6 separate regions of the Homo sapiens genome follow, and all the other regions are linked to region 6. Evidence: chromatin loops called from intact Hi-C (ENCODE). Cell type or tissue: PC-9. All regions are shown on one strand. Region 1 overlaps SPECC1 (sperm antigen with calponin homology and coiled-coil domains 1). Region 2 has its middle 19 kb from the start of CCDC144NL-AS1. Region 3 overlaps SPECC1 (sperm antigen with calponin homology and coiled-coil domains 1). Region 4 overlaps SPECC1 (sperm antigen with calponin homology and coiled-coil domains 1). Region 5 has its middle 16 kb from the start of AKAP10. Region 6 overlaps SPECC1 (sperm antigen with calponin homology and coiled-coil domains 1).

Region 1 (5,000 bases), 110 kb before region 6:
TTGTCAAAGGAAGGAAATAACTACATATCTACTATACAGTGATGTTGGGAAAAAGGTCTGTGAATAATTTATATAGACTGTAATGAAAAGTAAGTGACAGTTATTATTCTCCTAGTTATACAAATTGTTTGTCAGTTACTTCATTTAAGTGAAATTAAATTATTTGAGTTAATAGGGTTGAATTTGAAAATTACATTTTGTTTCTGAAGCTTTTATTTTTTTAAATTTATTTTATTTTTTGAGACGGAGTTTCGCTCTTGTTGCCCAGGCTGGAGTGCCATGGCGCTCCACAACCTCCGCCTCCTGAGTTCAAGTGATTCTCCTGCCTCAGCCTCCTGAGTAGCTGGGATTACAGGCTTGCGCCACCACGCCCAGCTAATGTTGTACTTTTAGTTGAGATCGGGTTTCTCCATGTTGGTCAGGCTGGTCTTGAACTCCCAACCTCAGGTGATCCACCTGCCTCAGCCTCCCAAAGTGCTGGGATTACAGGCGTGAGCCACCACACCCAGCCAAGAGCTTTTATTTTTAAATGTCAGTAGTCCTCAACATTTTTGTAGCACCTTTGGACAGCTGATACTTTTGTACATTGTCATGCTGTCCCCAGACTGCCTCATTTGGAATAGGTGAATACCAGTCTATTAGGACAGACCATTAGGAGCAGTGGTATGCAGTGCCTGTCTGTTGCAGGTGTTATCACCTCTACAGTTGTATAGTATTGTTTCGGTAATCATTTCAATATTTGATTGCATTTTGTCTATTTTACATGCGTGAAAACGAGGAAAATGAAAGTGCTGGTTGGGATTACAGCAACTAGTTGTACAGGCTGAACATCCCAAATCCAAAAATTCAAAATCCCAAATGCTTCAAAATCTGAAATGTTTTGAGCACTGACATGATGCTCAAAGGAAATGCTCACTGGGGCATTTTGGATTTTGGATTTTTGGATTAGAGATGCTGAACTGGTAAGTATAATGCAAATATTCCAAAATAAAAAATCAGAAATCCAGAACACTTATGGTCCTGAGCATTTTGGATAAGGGATACTCACCCTGTAGTAATAAGCTTGGGTTTTAAAATCTCAGTACTGCCGGGTGGGGTGGCTTATGCCTGTAATCCCAGCACTCTGGGAGGCCGAGGCAGGCGGATCACCTGAGATATTTGGAGACCAGCCTGGCCAACATGGCGAAACCCCTTCTTTACTAAAAATAGAAAAAAATTAGCCAAGTGTTGTGGCGGGTGCCTGTAATCCCAGCTACTTGGGAGGCTGAGGCAGAAGAATCTCTTGAACCTGGGAGGTGGAGGCTGCAGTGAGCCGAGATTGTGCCACTGCACTCGAGCCTGGGCAACACAGTGAGACTCAGTCTCAAAAAAAAAATACAGTTGATACAAAGATGGAAATTATTTAGTGTGTTAGAAATTAGATGTTCACTGGACTTAAACCAATTTTCTATAGGCTCAGCTGTGAAGGAAAAGAATAAAATTAAAGGAAATTGGGGGACTTCTGGCAATATATAGTTGATTTCCTTTCAGAGGAAATTTCTTTTCACAGGAAATCAACTATATATTAGACTTGTAGGGGGCAGAATTCTTTTTATGCCATGCAAGACTTAGTTTTTGTACTTTTGACTTGGGGACAAGTTTTCTACGATGCATAGCATGGTATTATCTATATTTTATTTCAATTGTATTAATTTTGAGAAAGATTTTTGTCATGAAATTTTAATACAGTGTTGTGATTTTGAACTTACAAGAATTAAATCTATAGTCAGCCTATATTTTATTGCACCCTTTCCTGGGAGCTGATCTGTCCTCAGGGAGAATCCCTGAAATCTACTCCAGGAGAAATCATGTAATCTTTTGGTCGTAATAATTATATTATTGTCTCAGCCTTGCCTAGGGCGCCAACTTGCCATCTGTCATGGGTGGTATTGGAACTGCTTGAATGGGGAGGCATGAGCTTCCTCATTCTTTTCAAGACTATTTCCAGTTTCTGGTTTCCAGGCCTTATGCTGTTCTCTGGGGCTATGCCAAAGTTTGCTCCAACAATAGCAAGAACACAGCAAAAATCACAAAAGGGGCTTCTATTTTTGAGCCCTGCCACCTGCCTGCACTGTGCCGGCTTCTCTGAGCTGCTGTCTCTATTCATGCTCACAATAGCCATAGGAAGAGCATGGTTATTTTATCTAGACCAGGAACCTTGGCTTTGGAAAGGTCAAACCAGTTTTACTTTTTCTCTCCCGTGCCCACCACAGGTTTCCATATGGAACATCCACTTTTTCTAATTGGTTTTATTTCATTAATATTATTCACTTATCTGAATTCCAAAAAAGAATTCTGAATTCTTTTTTTTGTTGTTGTTGTTTTTTCTATAGACGGAGTTTTGCTCTGTTGTCCAGGCTGGAGTGCAGTGGTGCAATCATAGCTCATTGCAGCCTCCAACTTCTGGGCTCAAGCAATCCTCCTGCCCCAGCTCTCGAGTAGCTGGGACTACAGGTGCACACCACCGGGGTCTCGCCATGTTGCCCAGGCTGGTCTTGAACTCCTGGGCTCCTCCTGCCTTGGCCTCCCAAAGTGCTGGGATTACAGACATGAGCCACTGCGCCTGGCCTGGATTCCAGTTCTTATTATTCTTTTTCTCCCTGAGGTGTCCTTTGTGTGTATCTCATGTTACACAGTGGTGTGGCTTTTAGAGAATGAGGAGGTTCCTTGTGTGCAGGGTCCTCCCTGCCTGCCCCAGGGTCAAGTGAAAGGTTGTGGAACCCCCAGAAGGCTGTCAAGGAATCCAGCCACTAGGTGGCAGCCTTGTCAAAAGCACCCACCTTCTCCTCTGCTACAAGTTCTGGTTCTGACAAATGTTTCTGACTTTAGAAACAATGCTTGTATTTATTGATTAATTCAACAAATATCTTTGAGTGGCTACCATGTGCCTGGCACTGTTCTAGGCAAAAGGACTATATGAGTGAGCAGGACAAACATCCCTGCCTTCATAAAGGTACATGAGCAAGACGTGGGAGAGATGAGAAAGCCAGGTGAACAGCTGGAGTGGTGGACATTCCAGGCAGAGATGACGGCTGGCCCGTGTCCCCCACGTCAAGGGAGTGGCAGGAAGACCAGTGGGGCCGCAGCAGAGTGAACAAGCAGTTGGGGAGGAGGATAGAAAGATGGGGGAGCTTGCGAGTCACTGTCAGGACTTTGGATTTTTTACTCTTGACTCCACTGGGGAACTTTTGCAAGGTTTTGCACAGAGCAGTGATATGACCCAACCTCATTTTAAAAGGACTGCTTTGGGCTGCTTGTTGAGAGTGGACAGATGGGGTAAGCAGACCAGCTTGGAGGCTAGGGCTGTGGTCTAGGAAAGAAGTGACCTGGGCTGGGCTGGCAGCCATGGCACCGGGGAACAGCAGCTGCGTCTGGATATATTCTGAAGGGGAGAGCCAGCTGGCTCTCAACTTTCCTGGTTTTTGAATTGTGGAAAAATACACATAATCATTTTTAAGTGTACAGTTCAGCGGCATTAAGTTCATTCACATTGTTGTACAACCATCACCACCTTCCATTTCCAGAACTGTTTCATCTTCTCAAAGTGAAACTCTGTCCCCATTAAACACTCGCTTCCCATTCCCCTTCCCTCAGCTCCCGGCAAGCACCATTCTGTTCTTTGTCTCTGAATCTGACTGCTCTCAGTTCCTCATAGGAGTGGCATCACACAGTGTTTGTCCTTTTGCAACCGGCTTATTTCACTCAGCATAATATCCTCAAGGTACATCCACACTGTAGCATGTGTCAGAATTTCCTTCGTTTTTGAGGCTAAATAATATTTCCTTGTCTGGATATACCGTATCTTCTTTATCCATTCACCTGTTGAAGGACCCTTGGCCTATTTCTACCTTTTGGCTATTGTGAATAATGCTGCTCTGTACACAGGTGTACAGATATCTCCTTGAGACACTGCTTTGACTTTTTGAGGGTATATACCTGGAAGTGGGATTGCTGGATTCTCCTGATGGATTGTAAAGTTGGTGTAGGGTAAGATTTCTGCTCATGTTAGCAGTGGGATGAGTGAGATGAAATCTGATGGGCCTTCCCAAGGGATGAGGAGTGAACGTGGATCTCTTCTGGAGACAGCAGTCGGCTAGAAGGAGGTTCATGTAGCCACATTTAAAACATTTTTAAAACCACGAGACATGGAAGTGCCCATTTAGATGTTTCTTTATATAGCACACGTGGGATCCAAAGACATGTCACTATTTTAAACTGATATCAGTGTTTTCTAAAAGGCAAAATAAATGTGAAGGGCTAGTTTTACTGTGGCCAAACTCTGATGCTTGCAGAATCTCAGACATCTCAGATGGTGATCAGTAAGGGCAAGCAGTCGTGATTGGCTCACTGCCAAGAAACTGTCAGTGTCCTCGCTGATACCTGGACCCCTGCATGCTCCCAGTTACCTGCATCACAACCAGGTAATGCCTGAGGCTCCAACCTGAGACACCTGTCCTCTCTGACATGAGGAGGGAATAACTCTGTCCTCTCTGACATGAGGAGGGGAACTCGTCTAACATGGAAGGTAAGTATTCTTATCCCCATCTGACATGTGAAGAAGCGAAAGCTCCAGGATAGGTAGTGTTCCCAAATTCAAACCCAGGTCCGACTCCAGAGTTCTTTTTTCTGCTACTCTGTTTGTCTCAGGTAGGGAGACTTGTTTTCTTCCCTCATCATCTTTACCTGTTGTAGAATTACTATTACCGGTGACTAGCATTCTTTGCTCACTATGTGCTAACCACTGTTCTCAGTGTGCGATGAATATGGTCTCCTTTAGTCTTTACTACAGCCCTATGAAATAGTATCCTTATTATCATTCCCATTTTATAGATCAGGAGACTGAGGCATAAAGAGATTAAGCAGACTGTCCAAGTCCATGGGATATAAATATTGGTACCAGGACTTGCAGATTAGGAAACAGGGGCTGAAAGAAAACCATGGATGGGTTGGCTTGCTGGGGT
Region 2 (5,000 bases), 620 kb after region 6:
CCTGTCAGAACTCAGAGCGGCATTAGATTCTCATAGGACCAGGAACCCTACTGTTAACTGCGCATGTGAGGAATATATGTTGCACACTCCTTATGAGAATCTAATAACTAATGCCTGATGATGTAAAGTGGAAGAGTTTCACATACCCCCATCCCCACAACCCACTCACCCAGCCATCCCTGGTCTGTGAAAAATTTTCTTCCACAAAACTGGTCCCTGGTGCCAAAAAGTTTGGGGAATGCTGTGTTAAGGTGAAAAAGGGTACATGTGGTAATTGTAAAAAAAAAAAAGTTCGATAAATATAGGAAAAAACTCTAACATCATATGTATATGTGGACATATATACTTACATATACATGATTTTCTGATTTGAAGAATGTATAAAAAATGAGAAAATGACATTGAAAACCTTTTTAAGGATCATTCATAGTTAAATATACTCTCGCTCTCTCTATATGTATATATAATATATATAATATATAATATATGGTATATATTTATTATATACATATAATATATGGTATATATTTATTATATACATATAATATATAATATAGTATATATTATATACATATATGTATATAAGTATATATTATATATTTATATACATATATTATATATTTCATATAACATATATTTATATATGTATATATTATATATAATTATATATTTATATATGTATATATTATATATAATTATATATTCATATATGTATATATAATATATAATACATATTTTATATATATTATATATATACATTTTATATAGACAGGGTCTCACTATGTTGCTCAGGCTCACTCTAGCTCAAGTGATCCAGTCTTGGCCTCCCAAAGTGCTGGGATTACGGGCATAAGCCACTGTGCCTGGCCCATAGTTAAATATCTTAAGTCAAAACTGATCATTCTACTTCCTTTCTCTTCCTCGCTTCATTCTTGAAAGGAATTCAACACTGAAAAAGAGGTGGAGACTTAACTGAGTCATTCACAAATAAGAACTTTAGAAAAGTGAAAAAACATAGTTATATAAATCATTTCCAATGATTTGTTCATCTTTAAAACATAGGCCAATATTTCTACTTTACCCAACTTTACTCAGCTGTAGGATGCAGTCCAGAAACATCTTAGTGTAAGAGTATTTTTTCATAAAATGTAAGATAATTTATTTAAATTGAATGGCTGATCAACCATAAGAATTCCACTGTAAAGTAACCAAAGAAGTACAATTCTTACAAAACAATCATGAAATACTTTTAAGAATTAAAGAAAAAGTAATCACTTTTCACCAAGAATCAAACTTTTAGTTGGCATAGCATAAAATAATTTCTCACACTGGCAAAAGAAAAACCTCCAGAAACCTGCAGGCAAATGTCCTCTCCCCACTCCCACTCCTAAAGAAAATACGGGCTGAACCGAGGCACCATGATCTCTCTTGCCTCTTGGATTTGCTCTCTGTACCACAAAGCTGTCTTCTAGTCTAATCCCACTCATAAAGCTGAGCAAATGGCATACCAAGAAATGGCATACCAAGACAGAGGATCTAACATGTGTTTGACCTTTCTGAAGCATCTCAAGTCCCTGGATTCCACCTCCTGTTCTCCGTATTTTCAAACATGTTCTCGAACATGGGTTTGACCTTTCCGAAGTATCGCTAGTCCCTGGATTCCACCTCCTATTCTATATATTTTGTAATGTTAATGTCCAGTTTCATTGTTAAAATGTGAGTTTCTACCCAAGTTGTTTCTTATTTGTACCTGAAGACTTTGAATAGGCTCTGGCACTCCCAGACATGGGATATCAAACAGATGCAGGCCTTAAGTAGGTCATAGGACTGGACTTACATACAAGTGGCTGTGGCTTGTGAGACTAGGTTGTAGTGGTTTTTTTGTTGTTGTTGTTCTGTTTTTTCATTTTGTCTAAGGACTTGAAAACCTTCAGGGGAGACGTGTGTTAAGATTTGTCTTCTAGTGATCTTCTTTTAAAACACAAATCAATCCTGTTAAGGAATCCATTAAATTACTATTAGTGCGAATGGACTTTTTTAGGTAGCATGGATGAATTCAATGTAAATGCAAATGTAGTATGTGGAAGAAGAGCCATTCTCATTCTATGAACATAGGACAGGGATGAGAATATATATAACCTATAGTTAATGAAAAATATATATTTCTGATTTATGTGAAATCAATTTAAGAGATTACATATATATATTCTATAGATATATGATTTTCATCAGAGCACAGAGGATGAAGAGAGAAGAGAAAAGATAGGAGTGGTGGCTACTAGATCCTCTTGGGGGATTATTTTTAAAAAGGCAGTTTTTTGCCAATAAATGGGCACTAACACCTTCCAATAGATATCCATTGGCTTGCAGAAAAAAAAGTGTCAAAAAATTTATCATTGGAGAAAAGTCAATGTTTCCATTAGTATTAATGTGGCTAAAGATGGCTCAAGGGTAAAATTATTCAAAATACTATGCATCACAATAGTGCCACCCTGTGGACTACTCTCTCTCTCACCCTATGGGGAAAGAGGCTATGTGAAAGGAAAATGAATTTCTAGAGCAGCAAAACAAAATTCTTTATTTTTTTTACATAGAAATTGATTGTGTTTGCTATCAGTGATGTAATTATTTTACAAAGAAGCCCTTGAACTATGGCAGAAATTCTGGATGCTCTGTCACTATGTGTCAATCTCAATATATCAATCATAACGCGTGTGATTTGGGGTTAATATGAAGCAAAAACAAACTTCTCTTAGGTTAAGTATATTTTCCGAGATTTAAACTAGTTTCCTAATTTTTTTCCCCAGGTTTCCAAATTCTTAGTGTAACACCAACCAAATATCAAAAGAGATTATTAGAGTTTCAATAAAATAAATAAAATTAAAGAATAAGTTTATAATTCACATTATTCCATTACATGCATTATTAGAGAGGACATTTCATTAAAGCATGCAAGCTGCATTTTTTTTAAATTTCGACATGTAGATAGTTTAAACTAGAAGCCAGCCAACACTTTGATATAGCATAAGACAACTGGGAAATGTCAGTTGACTAAAGTGGTTATTTGAAGAAAATAAGCAAACACAATATTCTTTTTGTCTATTGATATGTGATGCTGTACTGTTATTGGGCAAACTTTTTAATTAATAGAAAACTCTAATGCTTATGATGACAAAAACACGTTCTGTAAAATAGCACTGTATATGAAAATAGGACAAAAGGGGGAAATTAGAACTCTGAAACCACAGTGTCAATGAACATCACACAGATTGAAGATCACAGTAATGAATGACCAACATCTTTAGGCTGGAAAGAGTGGGAAAAATTAAGAATTTCATGGAGATGTTATTTTCAAAAATAAACTCAATAAAATCACCAAACTCACCATTGGGTTCAGAATGTAACCAATCATCTCTTTCACTTTTATGTTACCTTTGTGGAGTTTTATTAATGGAAATGAAGAAATTTACTAGAAAAACATGATTGTAGGCACTGTTAAATTTACTTTCTCTTTGTATAATTTCATGAGTGACCTGAACTGCTTTGCAGCATCAGTAGGGAAAAAGATAAATATATGAAATTAAAAGGTGAGAATAAATTTAAAAAGTTTTTATCTCTCCAGTGAGAAAGTGATAATCATAATGTTTAGTTAAAGCTATCATCTAACCAAATCCATCAGTACACTGATTTTTTAACTTGAGATTTTAATAATGCTGAAGCATTTCCGTCACCTCAGTATTAGTGCTTCCTTGTTTAAATCTCAAAGGGCCACCATCCAAGGCTGCAAATATACAAATGATAAAATTTTGGTATTTAAGAATACCCATCTTCTAATAGGACAGCCATGACAATAATAATGGCATTGATAGAAGAAAACAAGAAAATTTCAAGAAGATAAATACTAGGGAAAGTTTTTAGATTAACATGCAAGTATGATACCCTCCCTCACAAAAATCTTCATTAACACTAAGCCTGTAAATTTCATAGAATACTTCTTGAACTAGGAGAACTGGAATCACTCATCCTGTTAGAATGCAATTAATTGGAACCTCTTGAACCAGTATCTTGTGTGTTAGGAGTTGTAAATCTCAACTGTTAAGCATCTTCAGGCACTAAACAAGATCTGAATACTAACGGGTTCATTTATTTCACTGATTACTGTATGCAGATATGAAATTCCAGGCACTGATTTTTCATTAAACCACTCTCTTAAGGTTAACTTGGCTCTCTCTTTTCACCTATGAATCCATATGCTTGCCACGAAAATTGTAATATTGATTTTTAACATTTCCCCACAGTTCAAAAATATTGTTTGCAAAAAATCAAGGGCCTTTTCTAACAATTCATGTAATTCCTGTTATTAGCTAATGTGTAAGAGTAGGGAACAATTAAACATACTGTATACAAAATCTTACCATGCTGAATTGCACCCAAGATATTAGTTCAGTCATCCTTCAAATTACCTCACAACTAAAAAGGATCAGATACTTAAATAAAAACTTCAGGCAAGGTAGGAAAGAAGTCTTTTATCATCCCTGTATATTGCAAAAGTGTTCCATTCTCTCGAAATTCACATTATATTTATTAATGAGCAGCACATGGAAAGAAAGAAAATGAGAGAAAGAGAAAGAGAAGGAAGGAAGGAAGGAAAGAAGGAAGGAAGGAGAGAAGGAAGAGAAGAAAAGATAAAGAAGGAAAGAAGTCAGGATGGTAGGAAAGTGAGAGACAGAAAGAGGGCTAGAGCTAGAGATAACGATGAGAGAGATAAAAGAGATAAACTCTAATGTCTTTGATATCCCCCAATTTAAAAGAGAAGGATGTGACCCCCCCCCGTTTACATATAATGGAACAAGCCAAGTCTCCATTTACTACATGTGGACAGTAAGAAAACTTGCATGGGGAAAACTTTTGGGGGGAAATGAAGGTGATTTCCGAGCTGCTACTGCAGTTGTATATGACACTGACATTTATTTCCTATAATTCTTGCCCACAGGAAACAC
Region 3 (5,000 bases), 71 kb before region 6:
TCTTCTTATAAGGCCACCTATCCTGCTAGATTAGGGCCCCCCACCCTTATGACCTCATTTAACCTTAATTACCTCCTAAAGGCCCTGTCTCCAAATACTATCACATTGTGGGGGGTAGGGCTTCAACATGAATTTAGGAAGGACACAACTCAGTTCACAGCAGATGAATAAGCATTTGCCAGGCAGCTCAGTTATGGACGAGGTGTTGAAACCGACGGAATATAGCAGATATGAAAGCATAGAGGCCTGAAACAATAGGGTGTGTTCAGGGAGCTACAGCTGGCTCAACATTGCTGTAATATAAGTTGGGAGGGAGAACTTCTGAAAGCTGAGGCTAGAACAATAGGGGTGGAGGTGGAGCACATGATTATGAAGGACCTTGGTATACTAAGCTTAGAAGGACTTCATCTTAAGGGTAGAGGGGAGCCACAGGAACTTCTAGGCAGAGGCATGGCGCAGTCAGATTTGCATTTTTGATAATTCAGGTGGAGGAGCAATTTAAGTAGCAGCGAAAGTGGAAGTAGTAAGTTAGTTGGGAAGCTAATGCAGTAGCCCTTGTGAAGCAAAGATGCAGCAAAGACAAGAGAGGCAAAGTCTGGAAAATGTTAAGGTGATGAAATGTGCAGGACTTGACTAGATATTTTAAATGTGGGAGGTGAGAGAGCCATAGGAGTCCAGGTTGGGTTGGGGTCTTACTTGTCCAGTTTCCATAAAGAGACATGTTAATTACTTGACATTTTACAGAATTAGTATATTGACTCATTGATTTCCAAAACTCTTTGAATAAGTATGTAACTGTTCTGTAGATTGAAGTTGTGTCACTCTTACCATGATCACAAACTCAGGCTCTGCCTATCATTTTGGAACTATTTGGGGAAGTCGACCATCTTTTCTGGGCTAGTTACCTTTTTAAAAGGGGAGGGAGTTGCACTTGGTGTCATATGCATTTCTGCTCTAACATTGTTTCCTGCTATTTATTTTCCTTAGTATATTTGCTTGTACATGCTCAGTATTGTGCTGTGTTTTATAGATTACAGAAATAAAACTGTGACTCTTGTCTTTGACACGCTAGTTTTGTGGCAGAAACCAACTCATGGTACTATACTACCACTAAAAAGAAGTAATGTGTATTTAAGGGCTAATTTGTGTCTGCTGCCTGCAGCCTATACATTGGTTCATTCATTTGTTTTCATTCATTTGTTCCGAGTCTCTGTGTTTATAAAGTTTACACTCTAGTGGAGGAACAATAATTAGTAAACATGTAGTATATGGAATGGTGATCAGTGTCACAGAGGCCAGCAAAGTAGGAGAGGGTGTGTGCTGAGGGTCTGGCTTACTATTTAATGTGGTGCGATGAGAGAAGCCCCCTTAGTAGGGTGACATTTGAGCAAAGGCCCAGGGAGTGAGAGAGGGTGAGACATAAGGTCTATGCAGTGTAGGTGTCGGGAGGAAGAATGTTGCAGGCAGAGGGAACACCAAGTGCAAAGGCCCTGAGATGGGAACATGCCCCGCTTATTTGAGGAACAGTGAGGAGGCCGGTGTAGCAACAGCAATGTGAGAAGGGGAAGGTGAGTTCACTGATGGGGGAAGAGGAGGATTATTCAGGGCCTTGGAGGCCATTGTAAGGGCTTTGACTTTCCCTCCAAGTGAGACAGAAAGACACTGGAGCGTTGCAAGTGGGGGTGTGACATGATTTGACCTAGGCTTTAGAAGCATCACTCTCACTGTATGTGCAGAATGGACTATAAAGAGGCAAGGGCAGGAGAAGTGAGACTGGTTAGGAGGCAGTTGCAGTAATCCTGGCAGGAGATGACAGCGGCTTGGATCGGGGGTAGCAGTGGAGGAGGTGAGAAGTGCTGAGATGTAGGGCTATTTATGATACACATACTGACAGGCGTTGTTGAGGGACGAGATGTGGCATGTGAAAGGAGTCGAGGTTTCTGGCCTGAGTCACTGGAAGAACGGAACTGCCACTTATGGAGATGGAGAGGACTATTAAAAAACCTAAGTGGAGGTGTCAAGAGAAGGTGTCAAGAAGGTAGTTGGACAAATGAGTCTGGAGTTAGAAGAGGGAACCAGCCTGGAGATATGTAGATGGTATTTGAAAGCCACAAGTTGGTAAATCAAAGACCAAGAGAGTATATAGGAAAGAGGTCTGTTGGCTGAGCTTTAGTGCCCAGGGTGGGTCAAGATGAGGAGGAACCAACAAAGGGGACTGGGAAGAGGCTTCTAGGGGAGTGAGCAGAAAACTAGGAGAGGGTAGCATCCTGGAACCAAGTGAACACACTGTTTGGAGGCGTTAGGAGTAATCAGTGGTGTCCTACGATGTTGATGCGTGACACCTGAGAATGGACCGTAGTGTTCAAGTGATGCACGAGATAGAACCAGTCATACCACTAATGGTTTTTTTAGTCCTAAATATTTTTACTGCAAGATTTCGTTGTTCTAAGTGTTTTCACTGTCAGATGAAGGATGAAAGTCGTTCAGGGTAATTTCCATTTTAGTAATTTCCGACAGCGGCAGAACAGTTTCTACTTACGATTGGTATGCATTTTTATTATTAGCCATAGTATTCATTTTGGGTGAGTACGTCTTTGTTAGCGTTATTTTTCTTCACCACCTCCTCGAGTTGTTCATCCATTCATTCATTCACCCAAAGAAATGCTTATTAAGCGCCTGTCCTGCGCTAGTCCTAGGTTTCTCTTGTCCTGATAGGTCTAGCTTCACACGAGCAGGATTTTGCCTTTCCGGCGGCACTAGGCTTCCGCCTCACCGCAGTGGGGTTTTTCCAGCCTACCTTGTGCAGCTGCGGTTCTCAGCATCCGCGGGCGGAGGCCTGCAGCCGGTCAGCCGGTGCGTCCCGCCCACGGCGCGGGGCCTTCTGGCAGCCAAGAAGGAAATACAGATGAGGTGGGCGGACAGTATGCAGATGACGGGGGCGGGCCGCGCCTGGCGGGCGGTGTGCAGTTGAGGTGGTCCGGCAGGATGCAGATGAAGGGGGCGGGCCGCGAGGGCGGGCTTGATGCAGATGAGGGGGCGGGGCCCACGGGCGCGGGAGAGCAGCGGCTCCGCCGGCAGCTGCTGGGAACTGGAAGGCGCCCGGTCCTTTCTTTGACTGGAGCGGACCCGCCGGACGCAACCGCCTCGCCAGCCGGAGCCAGCGCGAGCTCGGCACGGTGGACACCCGGTCCGAGGCCGGCAAGCCGGCTGGTGCCCGAGTCGGCCAAGCATGGGCAACCACTCAGGACGGCCCGAGGATCCGGAACCAGGTCTGTGCGGCTGGCGGGGGTCGCGCCGCAGCCGCAACCCCACCCCCCCTCCAGGCGCCCTTCCCCCACCGCCTCCGGCTCGCGGCGCCGACTGGGGCGAGCGAAAGGCTAAGGTCCTGGGGTGTGATTCTTGTCGTTGGAATGCGCCGCTTGGGATTGTGAAATTACCTGTGCCGACGCCGCGACCAGAAAACGCTGCTCGTCCTGAACGCGCACCTGGGCGCCGGGGCCGCCGGGCAGGCACCGCTGGGTCCCTGCCGCGGGGTTCCCCACTCCGCGCCTGGCCTGCGCCTAGACCAGGTCTCCTGAGCGCGCAGGCCGCCCTCGGACTTTCCGGGCGTTTGCGGGGAGGGCGTGCCCCGCGGCCTCTCCCTGTCGGCCGCCGGCCCCGCAGTTTGTGGCGCCCGCGGCTCTGCCCCTCACACTCACGCCAGGGCTGCCCCGCGACTGTTCCTAACCCAGAATAGTCCGTGCTTGTTCTGGGGTGTCGGGCGCGCCTCTGGTTATCCCGTTTTTACTTCCTCAGTCCTGAGTGAGCTTCGTGGAGTCAGTTGGGCCGTAGTTTTCGTCCTCTGGTAGCTCATGTCGGCCCCCAGCAGAGTTAGATGCCGATAAGCAGGGTTGCTTTTAAAAACAAAACGAAACATTTCTGGACTGTCACGTGAAGCAAAAGGGATTTAGTTTTGCCTGAAAAATGGCATCTTGGCTGATAGGAAAGAGGTGGTTGACCTGACTCTGGAGTCCTTGTGGGGGTGGGGGGCCGGTGACAGGTATGTGTTTCTGTGGGAGAGTCAGAACTGTAAATATTTTCCAAAGGCGTAATATTTGAATTTTAATTTGAATGAGGACTTTGAGGCTCTGAGAGGTGAAGCGACTTGTCCGAGTGACCTTTTCCGGAGCTGGGTGCCGTGCTGTAGGACGCTGGGTCGTCCTGGCCTCTGCGCATTGCTTCTCCTTCATCTCCCAGCGCCCCAGCCGCCCCACCTTGGCCCTATCCTCGGGGTGGGGTGGAGGCGGGTGCCTCCCTGACACTTGGGGTACATTGGACTGGTACCACAGCCAGGATGGAAAACTTGGACGGGCTGTCCAAGTTTCTTCACAGGAATACTATGAAGAAAAATTTCAGGGGCCAGCTTACTGCCTAGAGGTGACTTTAGTTACACAGCACTTGTTCAGACTATTTTTTGGGCAGAATAACCAACAATAAGCATATTCATAAAATGAAATATGCATAAAATAAAAATAATATACTTGTTATAAATAACCCTGTTGGTAAAGGATTGGTTCGGTAAAGGATTGGTAACATTTTAAAAACACTTCTCATTAGTTACATGCTTGTCCAGGTATTGTGAAAACCCCTGTGTATTATTTCCTTTGTGTTAAAATTGTGAAAAGAGTTACTCTTGTTACAGCTTTTAAGACTGATTGGATGCCTGTGTTCCAATTTTTTTAGTGACCTTACTTTTTAAAGCACTGTGATGGATAGGACATAAAAAGAATATGTTTATGCCAGTGACTTATTTTATTGTATTTTTCAAAGAATGCATATCATTTCAGAATGGGAACTCTGATTTGCTGCAAATGAAGATACCGGATTTAGGGCATTTTTAAGAGATGGTGTCTCACTATGTTGCCCAGACTGGCCTTGAAGTCTTGGGCTCCAGCACCTCTCCTCCGTCAGCCTCCCAAGTAGCTGAGACTACAGACAAATGCCACCTTGCCTGGCTAGAA
Region 4 (5,000 bases), 55 kb before region 6:
TTTCACTATGTTGCCCAGGCTGGTCTTGAACTCCTGAGCTCAAGTGAGCCACCCACCTCAGCCTCTCAAAGTACTGAGATTATAGGCGTGAGCCACTCTGGCCACAATGGTTTGTTAAAAGGTTTCATTCACACTATGAACAAAATGTATAAAACCTGAGGAAGAAATAAGAAGTGTGCAAGGCCTCTGTGGGAGCTATAAACTATCTACTCAGGGGCATAGATACAAACTATCTCCTCAGAGGCACTGGTGTTGATGTGGTAGGTGTCCTCCATTAAGTGGAGGAATTATCATTATATATTATAGTTCTGAAAATCAGAAATAGCTGCTGAATTTTCCAAAATGCCTTTTGGGCATTCACACAGATCTATTTTTCTTTTTAGATAGAATGATTTGATGGATTTAAATATCTTCACCTTACAATAAACTGTGTCAGGTTTTTCTAAATCTTCCTTTTGGAATTTTTTTTTTTTTAACATGAAAGGTGAATTAACAGCATTAATTTTTCTTGGTCCCTTATTGCGTTATATATAAAATAAGGGTATGTGTGCATGGTTAGTTCTAAAGTTCCTGATAATTTTAACATTCTGTGATCTTATGGTTTTAGACATTTTTTCCCAAGAGACAGGGGCTTGCTCTGTTGTTCAGGCTGGTCTCGAACTCCTGGCCTCAAGGGATCCTCCTGCCCTGGCCTCCCAAAATGCTGGTGTAACAGGCATGAGCCACCGCTCATGGCCAGACTTTTAAACATTTCTAACTCAGAGAAGTGTTTGGATTTTACCTCTTGAATGTGTTGCGCCAATTTGCTTTAGGTACGGGATTTCTAGTTTGTTGAATTCTATTTTACTTACAAAAATTTTTTATATGGCTCCAATCAGATCAAACCAGCCTATGTAGTATCATAGAAGTAACATTAAAATATTGAGAATTTTGAAGGGTTCCAGGTATCCTGAAGACTTTACCGTCACAGGACAAAAACACTTATAGGGCTGTCCTTCCACCAGACCCAGCCTCTGCTGTTCCATTGCCCTTGCTGCCCTCCTCCGTCCAGTTTGTCCGCTACCTTCTTGCTTAGCCAGGATGTGTGTTGTTTGGCATCTGCCTTCACATGGACATTGTGCTGCAGTTGGTTGCTTCTCCAGCTAAGTAAGAACTGTCTGAGGATCCATGTTTATCTTTGCCATCTCCATGGTCTCCAACACTCTGCAGAGTCCTTAGCAAAATGTATGGTTTTAATGAATTGATGGCAGCTGTCCCTTGTATTTCCAGGAAAGTTTTGAATTCTCAGGAGAAAGTAGGTTTGATATTTCAAAACGAATGTGGTTGGCCAAATGTTTTATATTGGGATTAAAGAAATTATTTTAGTACCACAAACTTCCAGAAAGCTTGTCCATAAGAGTTTTTCCTCACCCCACACCACTACAAAAGTGACCCAGAAATCCTGAGCCAGTGGAACTCCCAGGGGGGTGCAGGTATCACTGGGACCTTGCCCACCCTACTGTCTCCTTTCATCCCTGTCCCAGAGACCTAACATCACCATGGTCTCCTTTCCCTCAGTCTTTCATAAGTATTTGTAAATACTCTTTTACCAATATCATTCTTTCTCTGTTATTTTTCCTTTTTAACTGTTGCTCTTTTACTTCAGAAAAATTTTTCTTTTTTCTTTTATGCTCCCCTCATTTCCAACTTCCTGTTCCAAATTAAGCCTAATTATGGTTGAGTGTTAAGATTACGGTTTATGATAAACCTAGAAAGATAAAGTAATACATTTTTATGTGAAACTATATCTAGTAAAGAACTGGTACCAACCACCTCCAAAGCCCTTGAAAATCCCCTTTGTTTTATCTGCCAGAGAATTCATCTCTTTCTCTAATTGGTCCTGCTTTTCTCTCTAGCACAAGCAGCCAAATTTTAAAAAAATCTTGGAAGGTTACATTATAAGCAGTCTAACCTTTTGATCTGTAAGCAGATAAACAGAGTCTATTCATAGTGGTAAAAAACTGTTATGAAAATTATCTGTTTATAGTTATATTTTGGCCTCTTTTGCTCTCCCCTCAGTCGTATGTTATAGTATGCTGAAGATACATGGAATTAATATACTTCCAAACTGGACCAAAAATGTCATATAACAGCCTGTATTTGCAGGTTAACAAAGTATGAGTGAGAGGGGTATGTGGCTCTGAGTGCTTTGTTTGCCTGTTTGTATTTGTGTTTCTGTGTTCCTCCTGCACAACTTCCCTGACAGCCTGTGCTTTATGCTTTCATAGGGATTTTGAATCATAAGGGAAAGAAGAAAGATTGCAAATCAAGAGATACCAGTAATCAGATCAATGATGAAATTTTAGTGTAAACTATACATTAAAATGACTTCTTCTGTAAATTTTGGTATCCAGAACCTTATGCTAACCCTTTCAGATAGAAAACAGGGCTTGAAGTATCACAAACATGCCTTTTTCATTTACTGTTTTTTTCATTACTTAGGTTATTCCTATTTTTTTTTGAGACAGAGTCTTGCGTTGTCACCCAGGCTGGAGAGCAGTGGTGCAATCATGGCTCACTGCAGCCTCGACCTCCCAGGCTCAAGTGATCCTCCTGCCTCAACCTCTCGGGTAGCTAGGACCACAGACGTGTGCCACCTCACTTGGCTAATTTTTTTAAATTTTTAGTAGAGGTAGGGTCTTGCTGTATTGCTCAGGCTGGTCTCATCCCTATTAATGTGAATTCTGGTACCAGCTTTGACTCTGGAGATGCTCTGGGGCTTCTTGATGGCTGTGGTCAGCCCACACCATGGTCATGTGCTTGCCAGCATTCTGGTCATTCCTCTCTTATCTGCTGCCTCTAATCTGTTCCTGTGTGCCTGGAGACTGGTAGCCAAACCTGCCAGAACTGTATACAGACCAGAAGTGCTTCTCCTAGTAGTATGCAGGTGTGGAGTTTAGGGCACAGTCATTTTGAGCTTCTCTGGAGCTCTCTTCCTTTTCCCGCTGATGACATTATCTCAGGTAGCTGAGTGGCCATAGAACTGAGTCTTAGATAAAGTGTCACTGCACAAGCATGTGGTCAGGTGCTGTTCCCCTGCCCTGGCACCTGTGGAAGGTGTGTGGGCCTCCTTTCTGTTGCTTTCTTGTACCACACCACACCCCTTCTGGCCTCAGGGCTCCTGCATGGGCTTCTCTGTGCCTGGATGCTCCTCTCTCAGCGTGTTACAGCTGATCCTCCATGGGTTGACTGCAAGGCCCAGTTTGCACAGGATACTTCCAGTTAACACCTGATTGTGGATCAGTTTACTCCTGTTATTTTTACTCTCAAAAAGTGCCCCAATTTGGAAGATAAAATATACTGTCTCCTACTTAACCATTTCAGGTCTCAGTCCAGTGTCACCTCTTCAGGTAGACCTTTCCCTTTCTCTCTCAGGGGGCAAGTCTCCTGGTTTGCTGTGACTGCAGAATAAACCCCAGGGCTTGGTTGGGCTGAGCCAGGGTTTGCCAGCAGACAAATTCAGGCTTCTTTCTATGTGAGGGCCCATGGCAGGCCAGCGTGGGAGGACGTGAGATGGGAGGGGCAGCCAGGTGCTGGGAGGGTTGGGAGAGACATGGGGAGGAAGAGTGAGGACTGAAGCCAGGGGGAAGAAACATGGAAGTGTGCTGTAAGCTCTGTGCCCACTAGCCCTTGATGAGTTTTAATCTGCTTTACCCCTCAAGGCTGTAAGAGTCAGATCTGAGTGTTTTGAAAATGAGACGGTGTGTGCGATTAACTTGAAGAGAACTGATACAGGAGAGATCTTTGGTGAGGCCTGATTATAAGTGGATGACAAGCTTCATTTTTCCTAGGTGATAGGTTGGACTGTTAGACAAAACTTTGGATTCAGAGAAAAGGCACTCTAGGTGCATTTTGCCTCCTTTCTTTACCTTGATGGATTTTCATGTTGGTCAAATGAAGACTTGGGCTACATCTATGAAATCCCTTCCAATTTTTAGAAGTATATAATTCTGTTGTACGCTCTAGTGAGTCCAGACTATAAAGCATTTTGAATTTTACTATTTCTTTTCCCCTAATTGTGGGCCAGAAAGGAAAATTTCCAAATAAGGATGCACAGTCCACTCTGGGAAACACAGGGAAACAATAACTAGAATACAAGTCTAGCCTTTGCCCTGGCATGAAAAGAATGCAGACTGTTAGCTGACCTAAAGGTTTCTGTTTTATTTCACGTTTAGGTGAAATGGTCAGCTTTGACCATTACTCCCAAAGAAGTTTCTCTCCAGACTTTAAGATATTTGTGCAACATTAAGATGGTTTTATTATCTGTGAGACAGCTGTGGTCACTTTTATTTATCAAAGTGCCATGTTTATTGTATATGTATCAGGAGCAGTGCTGGAAAGCTAAATTTAGAGAAATAAACCTGGGCTCACAAATGATTATGGTGACATTCAGTATACCCCCAATGACACTATCACTATAACATTGCTAGGTCGCCTCCCAGCAGTCTAGCCATCTCAACCATAAAGGAATGGCGAAGTAATGATGGCAACTTGCCTTATTGGAGAGTGTGTAGACTGCCGTTTTAAACTGTAATTGTCAGGATTAGACCTCAACCGTGGTGAAATGTTGGGCATAAAGGTACATGAACAAAGCTAAGTGCAAAGTTGTGTGAATGCTGATTCAGTCTTTGTGAAAGTACAGTCCACAGGACACAAATTGGCAAAATTCATTTGCCTTACAGTGTTTAAAGTTTTTTGAATTATAACATTTTGGGCCTGAGTTCTCCACTTGCTGCAGTTTCTGCCAGCCCCTTTGTTCTTTACTTGGCTCTTGCAAACATTTATTTACCTATTTAGCTCTATAGACAGTTGAAGTTTTTGGTGTTTTTTTTTTTTGTTTTTGTGGAGACGGAGTTTTGCTTTTGTTGCCCATGCTGGAGTGCAGTGGTGTGATCTCGGCTCACTGCAATCTCCACCTCCCAGGTTCAAGCGATCCTCCTGCTCAACCTCCCAAGTAGCTG
Region 5 (5,000 bases), 230 kb before region 6:
AGCCAGAATTCAAAATCAGATCTGGGTGAGCCCAAAGCAGGAGTTGGCAAACTAAGGATCATGGGCCAAATCCAGCCCACTCATTGTCTGTTTTGGTAAATAAAATTTTGCTGAAACAAAATCAGACTCACTCATTTACATAACCCTGATGGCTGCTTTCAAACTACAATAGCGACATTGAGTCCCTGCAAACAAGTCTATGTGGCTCTCAAAGCCTAAAATATTTACTATCTAGCCCTTTATAAAAAGTTTGCTTGTAAACGTTTTTGTTTTTATAGAAAAACTCCTGCTTGGAAGCCTGTTTTTCTTGCCACTTCATCTTTCTTCTTCTCTGTATGCCACTGCTATTATAGTATTGAAGTTGTCACTCTTGCTCCCAGCAGGTGGAAGGACAGCATGCTTCTCATGAAAAGGACCTCAGTAGGACACTCACAGAAGTCCGGGCAACTGGGACAGAGACCACGACCCCCAGGAAGGGAGTGGTCAATCAACACAGGGATCACCAGTACAGGAGCCTCTGTTTGGAAGGAAGGTCAGAAAGATCCTGTGGCCTTGCTCTACCAATTTTTGGCAGCCTGCCTGGCCACATCCCTACCTCCCAGAGGCCCATGCTCTGATTCCTGGATGTCACCCTGTTCTCTGCAGGTGCCAGCAATGTTGCTTTTGCATACTCCCAGGGGGCACTATCCACATGTTCCAGGGACTCCATCTACATAGTTACCCTGGGTGCTATAATTACCTGGGTGTGTCTGGAGTGGGTGGGAGAGAGGGGTGTGGCTGTTCTTGGGATCTGCAGTAAAAGACTCTGTTTAAAGGGTTCTGAGAGAGGAGGCTGCGTCGTGGGGTGTAAAGGAGGGAGCTGGGACTCTGCAGCTTTTGGTCTTTGCAGAGCAGTGGGACTTGAGGAGGTAGAGGAGGAAATCCTGGGAAAGAGGTTGAGGGCACTGTCACGAGAAGACAGTGCAAAGCTACACACACCCAGACCACATAATATGAATATTATATAGAGTTTATTGGGGGCAAAGCCTATATGCGGTGAGGTCTCAGAGCACCCTGCTATGCCCGAGTCAGCCTAAGCCACCAAGGATGACCCTGCAGTCAGACCACGTCTGGCTATTGACTCAGTGCAGTGAGAGGGACTGCACGTTGAGCGACATGGAGATGGCTCAGCACACAAAGGTCAGCAAAGAGTTATTCCAGGACTTGAGGGTGATGTGAAGTTAAGGTGACAATTAAATGAAGCAGGCTCATAGCAAACCAGGCTGTGTGTTGTGAGTCAACATCAGGTGTGGGCTGGGAAATGGACCCAGGGTCTTGTTTCTTTGGAAATAATAATTTTTTGTTTGTTTGTTTTGAGATGGAGTCTCACTCTGTTGCCCAGGCTGGAGTGCAGTGGTGCCATCTTAGCTCACTGCAACCTCCGGCTCCTGAGTTCAAGCAATTCTCCTGCCTTAGCCTCCCCAGTAGCTTGGATTACAGACAAGTGCCACCATGCCCGGCTAATTTTAGTATTTTTAGTAGAGATGAAGTTTCACCATGTTGGCCAGGCTGTTCTCAAACTCCTAACCTCGGGTGATCCACCCACCTCAGTCTCCCAAAGTGTTAGGATTACAGGCGTGAGCCCCCGCATCCAGCCTTTTATTCCTTTTTAAAGGCTGAATAATATTCAATTGTACATATATACCACATTTTGTTTATCCGTTCACCTGCTGACAGACACATGTTGCTTTTGTGTTTTAGCTAGTGGGTCAAAGTTAATACTGCTATGACCATACAGGCACAAATATCTCTTCAAGACCTTACTTTCAATTCTTTTTTTTTTTTTTTTTTTTTTTTTTTTGAGATGAAATCTTGCTCTGTCACCCACGCTGGAGTGCCCTGGCATCATCTTGGCTCACTGCAACCTCAGCCTCCCTGCGCACACAGTTCGGTACTACATATATCCTCTAGGTGGCAGCATAACCCTCAATATAAAAACCCATTCTGAGCCCCGCGCGGTGGCGCGCCTGGAATCCCAGCTGCAGCTACTCTGGAGGATCGCTAGAGCCCAAGAGCTGATGCAATGCTCCAGGACTGCACCTGTGAACAGCCACTGGCACTCCAGCCTGGGCAGCAGCGAGACCCCGTCAATAAACAAACAAACCACCCGATTAGGCGCGGTGGCTCACTTCTGTAATCCCAGCACTTTGGGAGGCCCAGGCGGGTGGATGGCTTAAGCCCAGGAGCTCGAGACCAGCCTGGGCAGCATATAGAGACCTCATCTCTACAAAGAATTAAAAAATTAGCTGGGCATGGTGGCACGCGCCTGTGGTCCCAGCTACTCGGGAGGCTGAGGTGGGAGGGCCACCTGAGCCCAGTTTGGAGGCTGCAGTGAGCCGCAATCGCATCACTGCACTCCAGCCTGGGCGACAGAGCCATACTGTCTCAAAAATAAATAAGTAAATAAATAAATAAAACATAAAAACTATTTTGGGATCCTGACCCTTTGGTCTTTGAACTTCTCTCTCTTTTCTTTCTTTCTTTTTTTTTCTTCTTCCTTCCTTCCTTTTCTTTTTCTTTCTTTCTTCCTTCCTTTCTTCTCTTTCTTTCTTTCTTTTCTTCTTTCCCTTTTTTCTTTCTTTTTGAGAGAGGGTCTCATTGTCACCCAGGGTAGAGTGAGAGGCACTATTACTGCAGCCTTGAACTCCTGGGCTCAAGCGATCTTCTTACCTCAGCCTCCCGAGTAGCTAGGACTACAGCTGCATGCCAGCACACCTGACAATTAATTTTTTTTTTTTTTTTTTTTTTTTGAGACGGAGTCTCACTCTCTCCCAGTCTGGAGTGCAGTGGCGCAATCTCGGCTCACTGCAAGCTCCGCCTCCCGGGTTCACGCCATTCTCCTGCCTCAGCCTCCCGAGTAGCTGGGACTACAGGCGCCCGCCACCACGCCCGGTTAATTTTTTGTATTTTTTAGTAGAGATGGGGTTTCACCGTGTTAGCCAGGATGGTCTCCATCTCCTGACCTCGTGATCCACCTGCCTCGGCCTCCCAAAGTGCTGGGATTACAGGCGTGAGCCACTGCGTCTGGCCAAAAAAAAATTTTTTTTTATAGAGACAGGGTCTCGCTATGTTGCTCAGGCTGGTCTCAAACTCCTGGGCTAAGGCACCGTCTCGCTTCAGCCTCCCAAAGTGTTGGGATTACAGGTGTGAGCCACCAGGCCTGGCCTGGCCTGAATTTTCTTTTTTCTTTTTTTTTCTTTCTTTTTTTCCTTTCTTTCTTTTTTTCTTTTTTTTTTTTGAGACAGAGTCTTGCTCTGTCTCCCAGGCTGGAGTGCAGTGGCCTGCTCTCACTCGCTGCAACCTCCCCCTCCCGGGTTCAAGCAATTCTCCTGCCTCAGCCTCCTGAGTAGCTGGGATTATAGGCATGCGCCACCATGCCCGGCTAATTTTTCTGTTTTTAGTAGAGACGGGGTTTCACCATGTTGGCCAGGCTGGTTTCGAACTCCTGACCTCGTGATCTGCCTGCCTTGGCCTCTCAAAGTGTTGGGATTACAGGCGTGAGCCACCGTGACCAACCGAATTTTCTTAGCACTTTTCTTTTTAAATGCCAAAGGATGGAACCCAGAACTGTGAGCTTCCTTCAGCTCTGTCAGTGGCTTATCTCAACATGAGCTAAATGTACAAAGGTGCTCTTCCTATCTTACTGCTGTGATCGTTGGTCCCATGTTTTGACTGCTGGATTGATTTCAGTAAGGACTCAGGGTATAGATTCTAGCCTTCCTTGAAGGACAGATGTCCTCTCAACTAAACTAGAAGCACACTATAACTCTACAATTTTTGAATTCTTTTTTTTTTTTTATTTTTTTTTTGAGACGGAGTCTCACTCTGTCACCCAGGCTGGAGTGCAGTGGCATGATTTCGGCTCACTGCAACCTCTGCCTCCCGGGTTCAAGCGATTCTCCTGCCTCAGCCTCCCAAGTAGCTGGGACTAGAGGTGTGCGCCACCACGCCCGGATAATTTTTGTATTTTTAGTAGAGATGGGGTTTCACCATGTTGGTCAGGCTGGTCTCGATCTGCTGACCTCGTAATTCTCCTGCCTTGGCCTCCCAGAGTGCTGGGATTACAGGCGTGAGCCACTGCGCCCAGCCCCGGCCCTCTTTTTTTTTTTTTTTTTTTTTCGAGGTGGAGTTTCGCTCTTGTTGCCCAGGCTGGAGTGCAGTGGTGCGATCTCGGCTCACTGCAACCTCTGCCTCCCGGGTTCAAGTGATTCTCCTGCCTCAGTCTCACGAGTAGCTGGGATTACAGGTGTCCGCCACCACCCCCAGCTAATTTTTTGTATTTTTAGTAGAGTAGGGGTTTCACCATTTTGGCCAGGTTGGTCTCGAACTCCTGACCTCAGGTGATCTACCTGCCTCGGCCTCCCAAAGTGCTAGGATTATAGGTGTGAGCCACCACACCCGGCCCCCATTTTTGTATTCTTAGTCTCTGGAGCACAGTTGGTTGAACAAATGAATGAATGAATGTATTACCACAAGGACTACACAAGGCTAGGCATTGCCTGGCTTGGAAAGAGTCTTTAAATTGCTATTATTTATGGAAACTTCAGTGCACCAGCCAGATTTCTTGGTTGCAAGCAACAGAAATAAACTCTGGCTCTCTTTTTTTTTGAGACGGAGTCTCATTCTGTCACCCAGGCTGGAGTGCAGTGGCACGATCTCGACTCACTGCAAGCTCCGCCTCCTGGGTCCACGCCATTCTCCTCCTGCTTCAGCCTCCCGAGTAGCTGGGACTACAGGCACCCACTACCACGCCCAGCTAATTTTTTTGTATTTTTAGTAGAGACGGGGTTTCACCGTGTTAGCCAGGATGGTCTCGATCTCCTGACCTTGTGATCCACCTGCCTCGGCCTCCCAAAGTGCTGGAATTACAGGCGTGAGTCACCACGCCTGGCCAACTCTGGCTCTCTTAAGCATAAAGGGAGTTTATTGGAATGGCATGGCAGTAGAATCATGAGAGTTTG
Region 6 (5,000 bases):
TGAGCTGCCTGGAGTTGGAGCAGGGGTGATGCACTTCTGTGGCTACCACTACTGGGACTGTGCTGGGTCAGACCTGAAGCCAGCCCAGCACTGGGTCTCAGTCAAAACTTGTGGTGACTATTGCCTGGCTACTGCTGATGTTTATTCAAGGCCCAAGGGCCGTTTAATTAGCAGATGGGGAATCTAGCCAGGCTTGTATCTTTCCCTTCAGGGTGATGGGTTCCCTTCTAGCCCAGAGTGGGTCTAGAAATGCTACTTGGGAGCTGGGGCCTGGAGTCAGCAGCTTTAGCAGTCTGCTTGGTTCTTTATTTTATTGTGGCTGAGCTGGTATCCAAGTTGGAAGACAAAGCCCTTTACCCTTCCCTCTCCTTTTCTCAAGCCAAAGGGATCTCTGCCAGTGGCCACCGCCACCCCAAGCCTGTGGCAGCACCACTGATGTTTATTCAGGGCCCAAGTTCTCTTTAGTCAGCAGGTCTGGATCTCTCCCTTCAGGTCCACGGTGGGTCTAGAAATGCTGTCCAGGAACTAAGGCCTAGATGGGGGACTTTAGGAGCCTGCTTGGTGCTTTATTTTACTGTGGCTGAGCTGTGCCCAAGTTGCAAGATGAAGTCCCCTTTACTCTTCCCTCTGCTTTCCTCAAGCAGAAGGGATCTCTCCCTGTGGCCACCACAGCTGGGAATGCACTGGGTCACACCTGAAGCCGGTACAGTGTGTGGCCCATGATGAGTACTGTGTGGGTACCACTGATGTTTAATCAAAGCCCAAGGACTCTTTGGTCAGCAGGTGATGAATGCTGCCAGGACTGGGTCCTTCCTTTCATGACAGTGGGTTTCCTTCTGGTCCAGGCTATGTCTAGAAATGTTATCTGGGAGCTAGGACCCGGAATGGGGGCTTCAGGAATCTGCTTAGTGCTTTATTTTACTGTGGCTGAGCTGGTATCCAAGTTGCAAGACAAAGTCCTCTTTACTCTTCCCTCTCCGCCCAGAGCTGTGAGCTGTGCTGCCTGGGGTTGGGGGAAGAGTGGTGCAAGCACTCCCTTGGCTGCTCCAGGTGGTGTCTCACTGGGTCATGTGCACTCCAAGTCCACTGTCTGAGCCCAGCACAGCACCAGGACTTGCCCAGAAATTGCAGCCCTTGTGGCCTAGCCTCTTTCAGATTTACTTAGGACTCCAAAGTGCTTTAGCCCACAGAGGTAGGGCTTGCCAGAACTCAGATTCTCACTGGAATGGAAGATTCCCCTCTGGCTAGGGCTGGTCTAAATGCTCCTTTTATGGGTGCTGGCTGAATTCTGTCCTGTGTTGCTTTCTGCTGTGATGGGACAGCACCAAATTCCAATGCAATCTCACAATCATTGTGCTTTCCCTCCCCCGGGGTGCACAGATGCTGTCTCTCTACCATGTGGTTGCTGCCAAGGGATGAGGGAGAGGGGATGTTGGAGAGTCAAGACGGTCTTTCCTCCCCTCTCCGGTGCATCTTTCCTTGATATGATGTGTTAAAACCAGGCACTGTGATCGTTCATCTGATTTTTGGTTCTTATGAAGATGCTTTCTTACGTGGATAGCAGTTCCATTTGGTGTTCCTGCAGGGAAGCCATTGCTGGAGGATCCTTTTTGGCCATGTTGTTCTGTCTCCAGGTCTCTCCTCCTTTCCTTATCCTTTGTCACAATTTCCCAGTGAATGATCCTGCAGTGCTGCCTCCCAGTGTTCATTCAATCATTCATCAAATATTCATTAAATGCCTCCTGTGTGTGATGCTGTGTAGATACTAGGGGTGCAATGGTGAATTAAACAGACAAGGTCCCTATTCCCATAGAGCTTATAGCCAGAAGGTTTTGCACATGAAATGTAATTGGAAAAAAATTTCATTTCATACAAAGAAACCCCACCCCCAGCGCCAGATTACCTGGTAAATATACAGCTATTTAGTAATGTTAATTAAAGGACTGTAGAAAAGGGACAATGATGTTTATTGCAGCATTTTTGTAATAATAAAATAATATAGTCAAACAGTGGAATACTATGCACCAATTAAAGTAATGACTTAGCATGATGTGTATCAGTGTGGATACATTTCAAAAACACAGTTAAAATGCAGGAGCATAGTAAGCATAGTATTGTAGAGGACAAAGCATATTACCATGTTATAAATGCAGAATAATACAGATACAGTATAATCCACTGCAAAAGCACAATATAGTGTAGCATTGTGTAAAAGGACAATACTATGTATTGTCATGGACACATGCATATATAGTAAAAGTGAAAAACCATTCAAGGATTGACCACATACCAATTTTAGGATAATGCTTATTACTCTCTGAGGTAGGAGGGAAGATTGAGGTTTTAAAAAATTCTTATTAAAGTAAAAAGATTTTGCAAATGTGACAACATTTAACCATTGTTAAGTCTGTTTGGTGCATGATTATTATTTTTGGTGCTTTTCTGTGTATTTAAAATGTTTAACAATTAAAAAATTGAACAGATGAAGCGATTGTGCCGTGCCACTTTTCTGCTTCTGTGTATGTACGTTTTTGTGTGCCTTCCGCCGACATTCTCTATCACATTTTTGCTGTGATAGAGCATGAATGTGATAGAGAATCTTTAGAGTTTCCTCTAAAGAAGCATTGCAGCCCCAAGTATCTTATCTCTAAGGGAACCTGGGGGTGTGCAGATTAGCCTGGCTTCAGGGTTGTTGTTCACAGCTCAGCAGCAGAGGGCGCTGCTCCATAGCAGATGTGCGGTGGGGGTGGCCACACCAGGCAGCTCTCTTGGTGCAGGGCCAGTGCCTCCCAGGGAAGCACTGCTCTCCCAGGGAAGCACTGCTCTCCCCAGCTGTGGGAAAGAGGAATATTTAAGTACGTGCAGATTCCCTCCTGCTTGTAGGAGGGGGCACAGAATCCAGCCATTTGGAAGCATACATCGTGTTTCTCTGACTATTCACAGCCTTGGCTGTTTCTGAGGCTAAGAATGCAAGAAACAGCACATGCCAAGGGCGTCTTTGCTACTATGTCCGTGAGCCTGCTGCTGACTTGTGGGGAGCTTTTCGTAATGTTTTATTTTAGATTGAAGAGGTTCATGTTCAGGTTTGTTACATGGGTATATTGCATCATGGTGGGGCTTGGCCTTCTAGTGTACAGATCACTGTGGGAATTTTTTTGTTGTTAACTGACCAAGGAACCTTCCTTTTATTTTAGGTGGAAAAGGATTATTCATACCTGAAGGAGATATGTGATCACCAAGCCGAACAGCTGAGCAGAACCAGCCTAAAGCTGCAAGAAAAAGCATCAGAGAGTGATGCAGAGATCAAAGACATGAAAGAAACCATATTTGAATTGGAAGATCAGGTGGAACAGCACCGGGCTGTCAAGTTACACAATAATCAACTCATCAGTGAGCTAGAAAGTAAGTGGGGTCTGCCAGGCATGGTGGCTCACACCTATAATCCCAGCACTTTGGGAGGCTGAGGCAGGAGGATCACCTGAGGTCAGAAGTTCGAGACCCAGCCTGACCAACATGGTGAAACCCTGTCTCTACTAAAAATACAAAATTAGCCGGGCGTGGTGGTGGGCGCCTGTAATCCCAGCTACTCAGGAGGCTGAGGCAGGAGAATCACTTGAACGCAGGAGGCGGAGGTTGCAGTGAGCCGAGATTGCGCCACTGCAAAAGAAAGCAAATGAGGTCAAGCCCAGGAGAAATGTGGAATGGAGCTGAGTAGGACACTAAAGAAACCAGCAGCAGTGGGTGACGAGGGGGGGTGGGTTTGACTGTATGTTGGCTGGGGTTTATGAAGTCTCTCATTTGAGTGCGCTGTAATCTCCTAGGAAGAATGTCACCTAAGAAACAATCATTAATCTCCAGTTTAAAAACTAGAGATTAAGAGATCAATGATCATAGCAGTTGAAAACTGGGATGACAGAAGAACAGGCTGTTGAACATGAGTCAGCAGTGTGTAGGTGATTGCGAAAAATAGAAATGCTTTTCATTTTGTTTTTTTTAAGAAGTCTTGCTCTATCACCCTGGCTGGAGTGCAGTGGTGCAGTTGTAGCTCACTGCAGCCTCAAACTCCTGGGCTCAGGTGATCCTCCTGGCCTCTCAAAGCACTGGGATTACAGGTGTGAGCCACCGTATTGAGCTGCAAATGTTTTTTGGCTGTGCTGGATGTGTTTTGTGTGAGCCATGCTACTGCTGCTGTCTCCAGGCAGCCTGATCAGCTTGAAGGCCACATGTTAGGATACTTTAGCTGTGACTGTGAGAGTTCACAGGGACCCTTCCTAAGGATATTTTGCAGGGTAGGAGAAGGTTATTCAGAAGAAATTGCTTGCCAGTCATCAAGTACTGACACTGTGTTATCTCTTGTATCTGACAGAGATGGATGATAGGTATCAGAGTGGATGAACAATGTGTGCTCTTGGTCTAAGGGAGAAAACAATTCCCGCATGTGTCCCATTGGTGGTAGGATATCAAGTAACTTCTAGATGTTTGCCACTTAGTTGCTGAAGAGACATCAGCATATGGCTTATTTATGAACTCATAGTTTGCTTTGAATTGGGAAAGAAATTTTTAAAAGAGATTAAACATTACCTTCTTTGTCCAAATAAGCCTTACCAAATTATCACATCTAATGTGTTTTCTTTTGTAACAAAAGATTTAATGCACAAAGCATTTAGTCACACCAGCCATTACTAAGAATAGCTTGGTCAGTTGCCTGAGAAGTTCCTTACCCCATGCAGTCGATCCTCCTTATTCACAGATTTCACATTGGTGAATTCATCTGCTTGATAAAACGTATTTTAACCCCAAAACCAATACACAGAGCACTTCCACAGTCATTTTCAGACATGCACAGAGAAGTGAAAAGGTTGTGTCATCCAGTGCTTATGTTCCCAACTCGGGTCAGACAGAGACACTTGGCCTTCTCATACTGTACATGTGTCTTTTTTACAGTCTGCTTAATACCATGCTTTTAACATTTTTGTGCTTTTGTTTTTGGTGACTTTGCT

Evidence for each region. Peaks named below come from ENCODE experiments on the same cell type or tissue, not always from the same donor. Only the 100,000 strongest peaks of a DNase experiment are listed, where the experiment ranks them.
Region 1: a loop joins it to region 6, with 8 times the contacts of the local background. A loop is called at or near these places in 72 of 110 quality-filtered maps.
Region 2: a loop joins it to region 6, with 7 times the contacts of the local background. A loop is called at or near these places in 14 of 110 quality-filtered maps.
Region 3: it touches region 6 in a loop (4-fold over the local background); 9 of 110 quality-filtered maps call a loop at or near these places.
Region 4: it touches region 6 in a loop (4-fold over the local background); 5 of 110 quality-filtered maps call a loop at or near these places.
Region 5: a loop joins it to region 6, with 5 times the contacts of the local background. A loop is called at or near these places in 42 of 110 quality-filtered maps.

What each region holds. Positions count from the first base shown.
Region 1 is chr17:20,119,021-20,124,020 of GRCh38, forward strand. The region is part of intron 3 of SPECC1 (sperm antigen with calponin homology and coiled-coil domains 1); the gene reads left to right. Among named protein-coding and RNA genes, the nearest start is that of SPECC1, 110 kb to the left of the region's middle. RefSeq lists a silencer at 3,924-4,149. In PC-9, CTCF peaks have their summits at 2,787 (motif pointing right) and 2,989; no DNase peak of the experiment used is centred here.
Region 2 is chr17:20,846,550-20,851,549 of GRCh38, forward strand. No RefSeq gene overlaps it. Among named protein-coding and RNA genes, the nearest start is that of CCDC144NL-AS1, 19 kb to the right of the region's middle. In PC-9, a CTCF peak has its summit at 2,510 (motif pointing left); no DNase peak of the experiment used is centred here; H3K4me3 peaks cover 32 bases.
Region 3 is chr17:20,152,968-20,157,967 of GRCh38, forward strand. The region is part of intron 3 of SPECC1 (sperm antigen with calponin homology and coiled-coil domains 1); the gene reads left to right. Among named protein-coding and RNA genes, the nearest start is that of SPECC1, 150 kb to the left of the region's middle. RefSeq lists silencers at 2,817-2,926, 2,937-3,386, 3,397-3,606. In PC-9, no CTCF peak of the experiment used is centred here; DNase peaks (open chromatin) are centred at 2,914 and 3,434; H3K4me3 peaks cover 2,814 bases; H3K27ac peaks cover 2,294 bases.
Region 4 is chr17:20,169,066-20,174,065 of GRCh38, forward strand. All of the region lies in intron 3 of SPECC1 (sperm antigen with calponin homology and coiled-coil domains 1), which reads left to right. Among named protein-coding and RNA genes, the nearest start is that of SPECC1, 160 kb to the left of the region's middle. In PC-9, no CTCF peak of the experiment used is centred here; a DNase peak (open chromatin) is centred at 2,876; H3K27ac peaks cover 3,975 bases.
Region 5 is chr17:19,990,985-19,995,984 of GRCh38, forward strand. No RefSeq gene overlaps it. Among named protein-coding and RNA genes, the nearest start is that of AKAP10, 16 kb to the left of the region's middle. RefSeq lists enhancers at 1,729-2,262, 3,734-4,235, 4,236-4,735. In PC-9, a CTCF peak has its summit at 1,991 (motif pointing right); a DNase peak (open chromatin) is centred at 2,007; H3K4me3 peaks cover 359 bases; H3K27ac peaks cover 373 bases.
Region 6 is chr17:20,224,219-20,229,218 of GRCh38, forward strand. SPECC1 (sperm antigen with calponin homology and coiled-coil domains 1) reads left to right here. Exons shown (of 15, transcript NM_001243439.2): 5 at 3,195-3,402. Among named protein-coding and RNA genes, the nearest start is that of FAM106B, 190 kb to the right of the region's middle. In PC-9, CTCF peaks have their summits at 1,725, 1,932, 2,705 (motif pointing right) and 2,912; no DNase peak of the experiment used is centred here; H3K27ac peaks cover 1,251 bases.